Linked DNA regions of Homo sapiens: region 1 is linked to region 2. A link is a contact called in ENCODE Hi-C or POLR2A ChIA-PET data. All regions are on one chromosome and are shown on one strand. Each heading gives the region's core, a stretch centred on a gene start or an enhancer-like site at or near the end of the contact. The rest is flanking DNA. Distances are from core to core; before and after follow the strand shown.

Evidence for each region. Hi-C counts contacts between places; a loop is a spot of excess contacts on that map. ChIA-PET counts read pairs that join two places held with the same protein, here RNA polymerase II (POLR2A). Pooled maps may share reads with other maps.
Region 1: POLR2A ChIA-PET joins it to region 2 with 17 read pairs in OCI-LY7. The contact joins two enhancer-like sites. A Hi-C loop is called at or near these places in 4 of 37 single-sample maps with no recorded cell type and 5 of 50 pooled maps. POLR2A ChIA-PET finds 5 or more read pairs at or near these places in 4 of 52 experiments (BJ, Caco-2, OCI-LY7 and 1 more).

The regions. Positions count from the first base shown.
Region 1 is chr7:101,852,365-101,858,967 of GRCh38, forward strand. The region is part of intron 1 of CUX1 (cut like homeobox 1); the gene reads left to right. Among named protein-coding and RNA genes, the nearest start is that of CUX1, 38 kb to the left of the region's middle. RefSeq lists an enhancer at 4,558-4,687. Within about 2 kb of position 4,672, at least 40 of the 41 ENCODE cell types and tissues checked have a DNase peak (open chromatin) inside an H3K27ac peak, as active enhancers do.
Region 2 is chr7:101,699,938-101,706,829 of GRCh38, forward strand. No RefSeq gene overlaps it. Among named protein-coding and RNA genes, the nearest start is that of MYL10, 74 kb to the left of the region's middle. RefSeq lists a silencer at 6,334-6,513. Within about 2 kb of position 1,359, at least 2 of the 41 ENCODE cell types and tissues checked have a DNase peak (open chromatin) inside an H3K27ac peak, as active enhancers do.

The DNA of each region.
Region 1 (6,603 bases), core at 3,422-5,921, 160 kb after region 2:
CCCAGCACTTTGGGAGGCCAAGGTGGGCTGATTGCTTGAGCCCAGGAGTTTGAGACCAACCTGGGCAACATGGCAAAACCCTGTCTCTACTAAAAAGACAACAATTAGCTGGGCATCGTGGCACACACCTGTAGTCCCAGCTACTTGGGTAGCCGAGGTGGGAGGATGGCTTGAACACTGAAGGTGGAGGTTGCAGTGAGCCGAGATCACACCACTGTACTCCAGCCTGGGCGACAGAGCAAGAACCTGTTGCAACAAATAAAAAAATTTTAAAAAAGTTTTCTTCTGTTCTCTGCGTTGGAATTTTTTTTTTTTTTTTTTTTTTTTTTGAGATGAGGTTTCACTCTTGTTGCCCATGCTGGAGTGCAATGGAGTGATCTTGGTTCACTGCAACCTCCACCTCCTGGGTTCAAGCATTTCTCCTGTCTCTGCCTCCCAAGTAGCTGGGATTATAGGCACATGCCACCATGCCTGGCTAGTTTTTTGTATTTTTAGTAGGGACAGGGTTTCATCATGTTGCCCAGGCTGGTCTTGAACTCCTGACCTCAGGTGATCCACCTGCCTCGTCCTCCCAAAGTGCTGGGATTACAGGCATGAGCCACTGTGCTTGGCCTCTGCATTGAATTCTTACTGTCTTTACTTTGTAAAATGTTTTTTAAAAATATATAAACAGTTGCATACCATGCATTTTGGTTGCAAAATATAATACAGTGAACACCCAGGAACCCTCCACCCAACCCTAAGAATCAGAGCTTTGCCAGTCAATTGCATCCACCTGTATATTCCTCCCACCTCCTATTCCCTGCCCCCTCTCTGGGACAGGTGACCCATCCTAAGTAGTGTATTTATTATGCTCTTGCCTAAAATAATGTATTTTCTGCACCCATGAATAGATGCTTAAGTAGTATATGATTACTCTTCCCTGAGTTTGAGCTCTATAAAAATGGTATTATTCTGCAATAGACTTGCAGGATTTGCCTTTTGAACTTGAGTTACTGCAACATTATCTGTGAGGTTGTCTGTTATAACTGTGGTCCATTTATTTTCTCTGATGCTTAAACCCAGTTGTGCGGCTAGACCCAAATTTCTTTAGCCTTTGTCCTGTCGCTTTGTCTGTTTTCCTCGTTTCCCTCTTTGTTTTGGTCCCAGTTAGAGGTTTCCTCAAATGCCTAGTGACGTGTTGTTGTTTGTTCATATATCAGAGCATGGCAATAGAAAGGGTGTGTGTGTGTGTGTGTGTGTGTGTGTGTGTGTGTGTCGGGGTAAAGAGCAGTTTTGGTGGCCCCCACCGTAAGTAATTAACCCAGGTGTCTAGTTGCGGGGAGCCCCCAGGCATGGGTATCAGTGGCTCATTCTCTTGGACTGGTCAGTTTCTCTAGCAAGGAGCCCTCAGTGTTCCTGCTGGGTGGTGCAGTTGGGAACTGTTAGTCTGACCACCTGTCTTCTAGGCACCAGGCTGGGGCATGTGCTGGGATATTCACTCAGCCCCCTGCCCATGGTCATGAGAAACCCCAGTCTTCTGCCCACAGTGCAGGAGGGACCTGACCGCAGTGGCATTTTGCACACCTGCCCGGCCTCCAAGTCCTGCAGCTCGAATGAGCTTGCTTGCTGCAGGCGGCCTGCTCCATCTTGAGGCTTGTCTGGAAAGGCGGCTTCGGCTTTCCAGTGCTTTCCAGCGCTTTCCAGCTTCTGAGATTTTGGGGGCTTTTCATTTGTTCTTGCTTTCCTGTCCTCTTTGTCAGGTGAGTTTATACCTTTCTGTTCCAAAGCAAACAGGATCGTCTGCCATGTTGAACTGGATGTCGGACAATTCTGAAATGTGTGCATGGGGCAAGGCTGTGTGTGATGATACCAGTTTCATAGGAAACACTTCGGTTTTGGTTTTGTCTTTCAAAGTCATCTTTTGTGAGCGCCTTCTAGCCGGGCTGCCAGCGGGTAACATATGATTAACACAAGTTTGGAGTCTGTCTGCAGAGCAACTTTATGAAATGCTCAGAAAGCCAGTCTCCTAAGCATAGGAGCCTGTTTGGTGGTGATGGGATGAGGAAGCAGTGGGGGCTTTGGCACCAGAGGCCTGGGCTCAAATCCTGCCTCCATCATTTAGGGGTTGGGCATCTCCATTCCCTTATCTCTGGGTGGCGAGAACTTCCTAAGTTCTTAGTGTTTGGAAGGGACCCCCTCCATAAAGTGAGGTGCCTCTTGGCCACTGCTCAGCCAGTGGGGGCTGTTCCTAACAGTTGCCTCCTCCGATTGCTGGAGTAAGAAATGACACCCTGTCTCCCATTTCTGTGGCACCCCATTCTCAACAGTGATGGTTCTGCCTGTTTTTAGTCACACACACCTGCACACTTCAAAGGACTAAAAATGGACTCAGTTTTCTTTCTTTTTTTTTCTTTTTGAGATGAAGTCTCACTCTATCACCCAGGCTGGAGTGCAGTGGCATCATCTTGGCTCACTGCAACCTCCGCCTCCTGGGTTCAAGCGATTCTTGTGCCTCAGCCTCCCAAGTAGCTGGGACTACAGGCATGTGCCACCACACCCAGCTAATTTTGTATTTTTAGTAGAGGTGGGGTTTCACCAGGCTGGTCTCAAACTCCTGACCTCAAGTGATCCTCCCACCTCAGCCTCCCGAAGTGCTGGGATGACAGGTGTGAGCCACCTCGCCCGGCCTGGACTCAATTTGGATTGCAATGCCCCACAATGGTGACCTCCCTCTTCTCTGTTAATGCATCCTCTTCCCTCTTGCTTAAAAATTTCCCCAGTGCCGTGGCATCTTACCTCCTGCTGAAGTGTGTGCTGATGCTTTGCTGGGGGCTGGACCCCGTCCCTTGGAGCCTGGCCCAGGCCCTGCCTCCCAGTGAAACCCTGGCCGCCTTTCCAACCTCAGAGGCTCTATCTCCTCCCAAACCCTGTAGCCCTTCCAGTTGCTGGTCACTGACTTCCATTAATTGGCCCGGTGGCCTTGCCTGCCAGGGGGACCATGAGGTGAGGGGCCGTGTCCTCCGAGTGGTCTCTTTCTCCAGGGTGCTGGGGACCCAAGAAATGCCTGGTCGTTTCTCATAGGTTGATAAGGAAAATGAGGCCTAGGTAGGGACAGGCAGGATTTCACCTGAATTTACAAGATGATGCAATGGAAGAGTCTTCAGTATATTTTCACGTATTTTAGAATTGAGTTACAACATTCATTTTGGTACTTTCTCTGTGTTCTCCCCATGTGTTAAAAAGCAGCTTAAGGCCGGGCGCGGTGGCTCATGCCTGTAATCCCAGCACTTTGGGAGGTCAAGGCGGGTGGATCACGAGGTCAGGAATTCCAGACCAGCCTGGCCAACATGGTGAAACCCCGTCTCTACTAAAAATACAAAAATTAGCTGGGCGCAGTGGCAGACGCCTGTAATCCCAGCTACTCGGGAGGCTGAGGCAGGGGAATCGCTTGAACCCGAGAGGCGGAGGTTGCAGTGAGCCAAGATTGTGCCATTGCACTCCAGCCTGGGCGGTAGAAGGAGTTTCCAGCTCAAAAAAAAAAAAAAAAATGCAGCTTAAGTGCTGGTTTAGCGCCTGTAATCCCAGCACGTTGGGAGGCTGAGGCGGGAGGATCACTTGAGCCCAGGAGTTTGTGACTAGCCTGGGCAACATAGCAAGAACCCGTCTGTACAAAAAATAAGAAAAATTGGCCAGGTGTGGTGGCGTGCATCTGTAGTCTCAGCTCCTTGGGGGCTGAGGCTGAAGGATCGCTTGAGTCCAGCAGGAGGTCAAGGCTGCAGTGAGCTATGATCAAGCCATTGCACTCCAGTCTGGGTGACAGAGTGAGACCCTGTCTCAAAAAAAAAAAAAAAAAAAAAAAAGGAAACAAGAAAGAAAAAAGCAGCTAAATTCTGCTGGAAGTGTGCAGTAAAGCACAAGTTTTCAGCCATCAACGCAGGGAGCCGTTAATCACGACCCATAATAACCAGAATGTTATTCCACGGTTGCGGTTTGTTTATTTCATCAGAGTTGCGTCTTCACCTATTTCCCTCCCTACTCTTAATTGTTTATCCAAGTTAGTGTTTTCCATTCTTTCACTGAAGGCTCTAAAAATGGTCCCATCAAGAAGTCTGGTAGATAATGGAAGACGAAGTGGACTTTACAGAAAGATGAATTTTCTTCCCTAGAGCTGGAAAACCCTTCAGCGTGTCATGCGTTCCCCAGCCAGGACAGACAAAGCCACGCAATCTGTTTCCTGCAGGCCCAGAGGGGAAGGCTTCCTCCTTGTGGTTAGTGACTTCAAAAGCTGTCCTCACTAGAGCAAGTCCAACTCTTCCTCTAGTTCTGATGACTTCACGGCAGCCAACTGAGCTGCTGAACGCTGTTTTTTTCTACGCAGAAACCCTCCCGACTTTCACGAGGAGTTGACAGGTTTTCCTCTTCACTCGGGCTCCCTTGTCATCGTTAAACTGAAACTGCTTTCTTGTAGCCAAATTCTGTGGTCCCTTTTCGGCCTCGGCCTCCTTGACCTCTCTGTGTCCCCACCTTGGCTCTCCCACGCCTGCCAGCCGTACCACAGGCCCCGGGTGTGAACCCTCCCTCCGCGGTCATGCAGCCACGCCTCTGCTCAAGCTGTGCCTCCTCCTGGGCGCACCCTCCCTCTCCCATCCTTCAGCCTCTGAAGTCCTGCCCAGCTCCGGTTCCTGTTTCTGTTAGGACGAGGCCCTTCAGATCCTCTCCAGCAGGTGGACTCTGTCCTGCCCCGTACCACCCGCCGCGGGCCACTTTTGGGCCTGCGCCATGTTCCTGCCCTTACCCCGCCCGGTGTTAGCGTCACGTGGGTCCTGATGTCCTCCCTCTCCCAGGCCTCTGCTTATCTGATTGGGGGCTGTGCTTGACTCTGAAACCCGGGCACCTCCTACAGGGCATTTTGCCTGTCACAGGCCTAGCATTCAATACCTATCATATTTTTGAAATATCTGCAGAAATAAAAAGAAATAACTATTTTCTTCTTCAGGAGTTAAGATGCGTGGCCACCAAGTACTTTTCAATACATAAAATATGTTTTCAGCACAGAAAGGCCTTTCACCGCTCTTACTTACATAGTCTGCTTTTGGTATGATGGGGACGGATGAAAAATGAGGACTGTAGGCCTCCGAAGTCAGCTGTTTTGAATTAAAGCAGCGCACGCTTTGAGTCAGGTGAAGCGAGGATGGGGTTTCACCCGTTGAGGATGAATTTGCTGGGTTACTTTAAACTGGAACTGTTCTTTTCAGAAATGAGTGAAGCAGGAAGGGAAAGACGGAGCTTGTCTGGCTGGGTCGGATGACCCCCTTTGCCAGGCCGTCACCCCTCTAGGTTGAGTTAGCTCAGAATAACTTAGCTGTGCTATAGCTTTGCATAATTGCAAGGAGCTTTGTTTCGTTTTATTTTGCAGGGAATTTTTTTCCCCCCTTAGCTCTTCCTCCTGGTGTATTTGTAGAAATCAGCTTCATCATGGTCATTTAACAGTAAGGGCTGGGGGTGGTGGCTCACGCCTGTAATCCCAGCACTTTGGGAGGCCGAAGTGGGAGGATCACTTGAGGTCAGGAGTTCAAGACCAGCCTGGCCAACATGGTGAAACCCCGTCTCTACTAAAAATACAAAAATTAGCCGAATGTGGTGGCACGCACCTGTACTCCCAGCTCCTCGGGAGGCTGAGGCAGGAGAATCACTTGAACCCAGGAGGCGGAGGTTACAGTGAGCCAAGATGGTGCCACTGCACTCCAACCTGGGCAACAGAGCGAGACTCTGTCTCAAAAAAAGAGAAAACAGAACATACTATTTTTGTTGTTTCTGAGGAGTAGGGTTTCTTACCAGGGAACCTGCTTTAAAAAAATGCAGTATGTAGATTCCTTAAGAATAAAGTTAAGCAGCAGCTAACCAAGCACATGGCTAAAAACCCGGCCAAGAGCATTGTAGTATCTGGTTTTGGGGTTGGTGGTGGGGATCCCATTTTAGAGGCCGACTTTGGTTTGTGATGGTTAGGTTTTACTTTCTTAGGTCTCAGCTCACATGTCCCCTTCTCAGAGGAGCCATCCTCACCCATCCCTTCTTGGTCCCTCCCGCCTTCCCTGACTTTTTCTTCTTCAATGACTTATCTGCACATGATCCCCTACTTATAAAACCTGTGTCTTCCACTCCTCTCACCCGAAAGAATGTTTGAATTCTGAAAACAATGACTTTGTTCTTAGCACCCACAACAGCAAATGCTCAGTGAGCCCTATGTTGAGTGAGTTAGTTGTGAGCTGTGGTGGTTTAGTGAGGGTATACTTTGGCCCTTAGAATGCGAATGCCTTTTTTTTTTTTTTTTTTTTTTGAGATGGCGTCTTGCTCTGTGGCCCAGGCTGGAGTGCAGTGGCACGATCTTAGCTCACTGCAACCTCCGCCTCCCAGGTTCGAGAGATTCTCCTGCTTCAGCCTCCTGAGTAGCTGGGATTACACACACTCGCTACCATGCTCGGCTAATTTTTATATTTTTAGTAGAGACTAGGTTTCGCCATGTTGGCCAGGCTGGACTCAAACTCCTGACCTCAGGTGATCCGCTTCCCTCGGTCTCCCAGGGAATGGCTGTTTAATCACAAGAAAGTCTTCCCTTCATGC
Region 2 (6,892 bases), core at 109-2,608:
CAAGCAGAGACATTTTGACAGAACTGGGTGGTGGGTTTCCCAGGGCCCTCTCCACTGTGGTGACGAGCAGTGGCTCAACCCCCCACCGGAAGGTGGAGAACAAAGACCAGGCAAGGGGGCCACCTTGTCCTTACCCTGGTCACCCCAGCCATCACCCCCTTGGGGCCCCGCTGACCCATGAACTCTCCGTGGCTCCCGGAGGCGCCATCACCCTCATCTTAGGGGAGGGCGCCTCGCGGGGCCGAGAGTACGGAAAGAGTGCAGTCTTATTGTGCACTTTTTCTTAAATCTGCGATAAGCTCCTTCTATTAGACTATAGATCTCGTCACATAAAATAGATTTGTGGACTCGCAGCCAGGGAGAGCCACGTTCTGGAGCGGCGGAAACGGCTCATTTTTCCCTCTCTTCCGAGAGTAACTGATGGTCATGAATTTTTTACCCAAATGTCGCCACTAAAGATGTCACCAGCCTCCCTCCCCTGGAGATTTTACGATCTGGCTCTAATGGGGTGGGGGTGGGGGGCCTGGGGAGAAGGGACTGGTGTGACCTGGGGCTGCAAAAAGGATTCAATGTCATCCGGTGGGGCGGTGTGGAATCAAAGGGGTCAGAGGCTGGGGTGTTGATGCCGGGTGACAATAGCAGTTCTGTTTACTGAGCAGTTACTGCGTGCCAGACATGTCATCCACCCTCTCTGGCTGAAGTTCTTGATGCAAATAAGATAACATGAAGTAGCCAGGCCAAGATGTAAGCCATACACTTGCCTTCTCACCTGTAAGGAGAGAATAACTCTTCTTTATTTTTTATTTTATTTTATTTTATTTTTTGAGACGGAGTTTCGCTCTTGTTGCCCAGGCTGGAGTGGGCAATGGCGTTATCCTGGCTCACCGCAACCTTCGCCTCCCGGGTTCAAGCGATTCTCCTGCCTCAGCCTCCCAAGCAGCTGGGATTACAGGCATGCGCCACCACTCCCAGCTAATTTTGTATTTTTAGTAGAGACGAGGTTGCTCCATGTTGGTCAGGCTGGTCTAGAACTCCTGACCTCAAGTGATCTGCCCACCTTGGCCTTCCAAAGTGCTGGGATTACAGGCAAGAGCCACCGTGCCTAGCCTGTTTTTTTTTTTTTTTTTTTTTAAAGAGAGAGAGGGTCTCGCACTGTCACCCAGGCTGGAGTGCAGTGATGTAATCATAGCTCACTGTAGCCTCAAACTCCTGGGCTCAAGTGATCCTCCCACCTCCGCCTCCCGAGTAGCTGGGACCACAGGTGCAAGCCACCACACCTGGCTAATTATTTAATTATTTGTAGGAAGGACAAGGGCTTGCTATGTTGCCCAGGCTGGCATTAAACTCCTGGACTCAAGCGATTCTCTCTCCTCGGCCTCCCAGAGTGCTGGGATTATGGACACAAGCCACCACACCTGGCTGGGAATAACTCTTTTACAAGAATCTGTGTCAAAGTCCTTCAGCAAGGCTACACTCTAGGAAAATGGGATGCTGGCTTTGGCAAGGCGTGTTTTCTGTTTGGGTCACTCATTAGGGAAATACCTACAGCCATTGTGGGAGAGGGGATGAAATTAGGACTGGAAATAGCCACTGTCTCCCTGCTCATGGAATCCCAGCCAGCCTCCCCAATCAGGAAGGGTGAAGTCCATGCCGGGAGGGCCTGACCAACACCTGAAGTACCAGGAGAGCTGGAGCCATAGACTCGTCACCCTCTGCGGAAGGACGGGGAGCCGGATTGAATGAGAGGGTCCTGGGAAACAAACAGAAAGAGGAGATCCAGGTGTAGGAAGAATGTTTTTGAGGGACGTTACCCCCAAACATCCAGGCTGTCAGGGCCTGCTCCCCTCGGACGGTGCAGAGCAAGGAGAAGGTCAGACAATGGCCCCGTCATCCTCCCACACCCTGAGCTATACAGTTAAATAACAGCGGCACCTCCATCACAGCCCAGGGTCTATTTGGTTTGCAGGGACTGGCACCAAGCAACAGACACTTGAGGAAGGGGTGCTACTTCCTGATCAGCAGAGAAGGGACTAAAGAAATGCTCCTGGCCGGGCACCGTGGCTCACGCCTGTAATCCCAGAACTTTGGGAGGCCGAGGTGGGTGGATCATCTGAGGTCAGGAGTTGAGCAACATGGCAAAATCCCATCTCTACTATACAAAAATCAGCCAGGCATGGTGGTGTATGCTTGTAATCCCAGCTACTTCGGAGGATAGGCAGGAGAATCGCTTGAACCCGGGAGGCGGAGGTTGCAGGAAGCTGAGATCGCGCCGTTGCATTTCAGCCTGGGCGACAGAGCAAGACTCTGTCTCAAAAAAATAAAAATAAAAATAAAAATAAATAAAAAAACAAAGTCCTCTTTCCCAGGGTGAGGAGGCACAGCCTGGGGGAGAGGGAGGGAGTTAGCATGGAGCCCATGGGAGGGGGCAGCAAGACTGAGGGATGGGGGGCAACGGAGGAGAGACATCTAGCGCCAAGTCCCAAGAGGGGACTCGGGAAATGTCCAGGGATTGATTGACACTTTACAAGACTCAAACACGTTGCACGTGGCACTCCCCAGATTATTGCCCTATAAATGAGTATGCAGCACGTTGACTGCTTCATGACCGGGAGGAATCCAGCCCGACACAAGTAAACAGACGACTGCAGTACCGCCCAATAACGCTAATAGGTGCTTTGAGAGAAGTGAGTTCAGGGTTCGCTTTCCAAGCTCAGGGTTAGTGACTGGCTTGCTGGGCAAATTACTCACTCTGCCTGGGGGCAAGGAGATGTCCAGGAAGGCTTCCTGGAGGAGGGGACAACTCAGCTAATAACCTTTAAGAGCACCAGGAGTGCAATTCTCTTGTTGGCAAGAGAGTGATTAATACCGGAGGTGGGTCCACTGTGTGGAGGAGAGAGTGGAGGGACAGTGAGAGAGGAGAAAAAGTTAGGGACAAGCTCAGAATCTCTTGGAGCTAGAGCGTTTTTTCTTTTCTTTTCTTTTTTCTTTTTTTTTTTTTTTTGCCCGACCGCGGCTCACTGCAATCTCCGCCTCCCAGGTTCAAGCAATTCTCCGGCTTTAGCCTCCTGAGTAGCTGGGATTACAGACCCATGCCACCATGCCGGGCTAATTTTTGTATTTTTAGTAGAGATGGGGTTTCACCATGTTGGCCAGGCTGGTCTCCAACTCCTGACCTCGTGATCCGCCCCCCTCGGCCTCCCAAAGTGCTGGGATTACAGGCGTAAACCACCATGCCCAGCTGGGAGCAAGAGTTTTATCTTGAAAAATACATGCAACTTTCCCATCCTGCTCCGTAATACAGTGTTGGTTTTTGTTTTGGGTTTTTTTTTTTTTTTTGAGAAAGGGTCTCCCTCTGTCTCCTAGGCTGGAGAACAGTGGCACCAGCATGGTTCACTGCAGCCTCAACCTCCCAGGCTCAGGCAATCCTCCCACCTCAGCCTCCCGTGTAGCTGGGACCATAGGTGCACACCACCACCCATCACGCCAGGCTAATTTTTAATTTTTTTGTAGAGATAGAGTCTTACCAGGTTGCCAAGGCCGGTCTCGAACTCCTGGGCTCAAGTGATTCTCCTGCCTCAGCCTCTCAAAGTGCTGGGATTACAGGCATGAGCCACCACGCCCAATCAGCGTTGGTTTTCATGTAAAAACAAGTTTTCTTTTTTTTTTTCTTTCTTTTTTTTTTTTTGAGACATAGTCGCTCTGTCACCCAGGCTGGACTGCAATGACTGCAATGGCTCACTGCAACCTCCGCCTCCTGGGTTCAAGCAATTCTCCTGCCTCAGCCGCCTGAGTAGCTGGGATTACAGGCATGCGCCACCACACCTGGCTAATTTTCACATTTTTAGTAGAGACAGGGTTTCACCATGTTGGCCAGGCTGGTCTCAAACTCCTAACCTCAGGTGATCCACCCGCCTCAGCCTCCCAAAGTGCTGGGATTACAGGCGTGAGCCATTGCACCTGGCCTAAAAACAAGTTTCCTAATTACTTACCACATATGAGTAGACAGGTCAATGGAACAGGAAACAAAGCCCCAAAATGTACACCAAAACATAGTGGAATTTAGCATATGATAAAGAGGGCCTTACATCAGTGAGGTAAGCATGGGCTTTTTAATAAATGGTGTTGGTAAAACCAGGAAACCACCTGGAAACAAATAAAACTGAATCTGTTCGCCAGAACACAAAAACAAATTCCAAATGGGCCCAAGATTTAGATGTAAACATTAAAATCATAAGAGAACCAGAAGAAATATGAATGAATCCCTTTATAACTTTGGATTGGGGACCATCTTCCAATGACTTAAAATCCAAAACCAAGGAGGGGGAATAGTGAGCATTTAAGTTGATGATGATGATGATAATGATGATGATAATAATAATAATAATAATAATAATGGGGCCAGGCACGGTGGCTCATGCCTGTAATCTCAGCACTTTGGGAGGCTGAGGGAGATGGATAACCTGAGGTCAGGAGTTCAAGACCAGCCTGGCCAACATGGCGAAACCCCGTCTCTACTAAAATTACAAAAAAATTAGCCAGGTGTGGTGACATGTGCCTGTAATCCCAGCTACTCAGGAGGCTGAGGCAGGAGAATTGCTTGAACCTGGGAGGCAGAGGTTGTAGTGAGCTGAGATCATGCCACTGCACTCCAGCTTGGGCAACGAGAGCAAAACTCTGTCTCAAAAAATTAATTTAATTAATTAATTAATAACAATAATGAACAACTTCTACATGACAAAGAACATCATATGCAAAGTAAGTCAAAAGATAAACAGGGAGAAAATATTTGCAACTCATATTACAGCCAAGGGGCTGCTCTCCCTAATATGTAAAAAGTTCTTACAAAAAAAGAGAAAAAACACCAAAAATCTGGTGGAAAAATGGGCAAAGGATTTGAACAGAGCATTCCAGAGAAAAGAAATATAAGTGGGCTTTAAACATATGAAAATGCTCAACCTTATTCACATTAAGAGAAAAATGGGCCTCGGTGGTGGCTCACACCTGTAATACCAGCACTTTGGGAGGTTAAAACAGGAGGATCACTTAAGCCCAGAAGTTTGAGATCAGCCTGGGTAAAAATCTCATCTCTACAAATATTTTTTTTTTAAAAGTGAGCCAACATGGTGGCACATGCCTGTAGTCCCAGCTACTCAGGAGGCTGAGGCAGGAGGTTTGCTTGAGCCCAGAAGGTAGAGGTTGCAGTGAGGTGAGGTTGGGCCACTGTACTCCAGCCTGGGCAACAGAGTGAGACCTGTCTCAAAAAAAGAAAAGAGCGAGAGAAATGAATTATACACCACACCAGAATACCATTTCTTACCTATCAGATAGGCCAAAATCCAAAATTATGCCAACACGGTCCAAGGATGAGGCTATTGTGTAGGCAAACAGGCCGTCTGGTATGTTGCTGGTGGGAATGCAAAATGATACAACCCCCAGTGGCAAGTGGTTTAGTAATTCTTATCAAAGTTACGGATGCATTCACCCTATGGCCTGTCAGTCCCACTTCTGGGAATTTGTTCAACAGTGCCACCTTGAACATGTAAGAAATGATGTACATATAAGCTTAATCATCGCAGCTGCGTGTAACAGCAGAAAGCTGGCAGCAATCCAGTTGTTTCACACATTATGCAAAAAGACAGTGAAATAAATCATGGTACATCCACACAATGAAATACTATGAAGCTGTTGAAAAAGGAGGAGGAGGAGAAAGAGGAAGAGGAGGTGGGAGAGGGGAAGAAGAGGAGGTGGGAGAGGGGAAGAAGAGGAGGAAGAGGAGAAAGCTCTCTATACCCTGACGTGGAAAGATCTCCCAGATAGAATATTGGGTAAAAACACAAGGAGTAGAACACCATAGGCTGGTGGGGTGTCTCATGCCTGTAATCCCAGCACTTTGGGAGGCTGAGGCAGGAGGAGCGCTTGAGCCCAGGAGTTCGAGACCAGCCTGGGCAACATAGCGAGACCTCGTCTCTGCAACAAATCTTTTAAATTAACTGGCATGGTGGCTCACACCTGTAGTCCCAACTACTTGGGAAGCTGATGTGGAAGGATTGCTTGAGGCTGGAAGGTCAAGGCTGCAGTGAGCCGTGATCATGGAACTGCACTCCAGCCTGGGTGACAGAGCAAGGTGCTGTCTCAAAAAAAATAAAAATAGGCTGGGTGCAGTGACTCACACCTGTAATCCCAGCACTTAGGGAGGCTGAGGCAGGTGGATCACCTGAGGTCAGGAGTTCGAGACCAGCCTGGCCAATATGGTGAAACCCTGTCTCTACTAAAAATACAAAAATTAGCTGAGCATGATGGTGGGCACCTGTAATCCCATCTACAGGGAAGGCTGAAGCAGGAAAATCACTTGAACCTGGGAGGCGAAGGTTGCAGTGAGTTGAGATTGTGCCACTGCAGTCCAGCCTGAGTGGCAGATTGGGACTGGGTCCCAAAAAATAAAAATAAAAATAAATAAAAAGAACAGCATCTATGTCAGCAAATACAGATTGCTTTATGCATTTGCATAAAGAAATACTAGAAGGATACACAAGAAACTAATTGTTCCTCTAGGGATCAGGGGGATGAGATCCCTGGGACATGGATAGTGGGACTTGTGATCAATGCCTTTTCATAGCAGTTTGGACGTCAAACCGTGTGAACATGTTACATATCCACACTTTTGTAATGATATTAACATAAACAACTTACCAAGAAAGTAAACATCGATATTTATCAGGTATAGGTCTGGTGGTTTGTTCATCCCTGAATACCAAGTCCTAGATCCATGGGAACTTGCCCCCCATTTTGGGGGAAACAGCAATGGGGAGCCATTGAAAGTCTCTGAGCAGGGCAGGCACATGGTGAACCCAAGAAAGCCCATAGCCCTGCAGCCAGTGCTCAGGGCCAATGG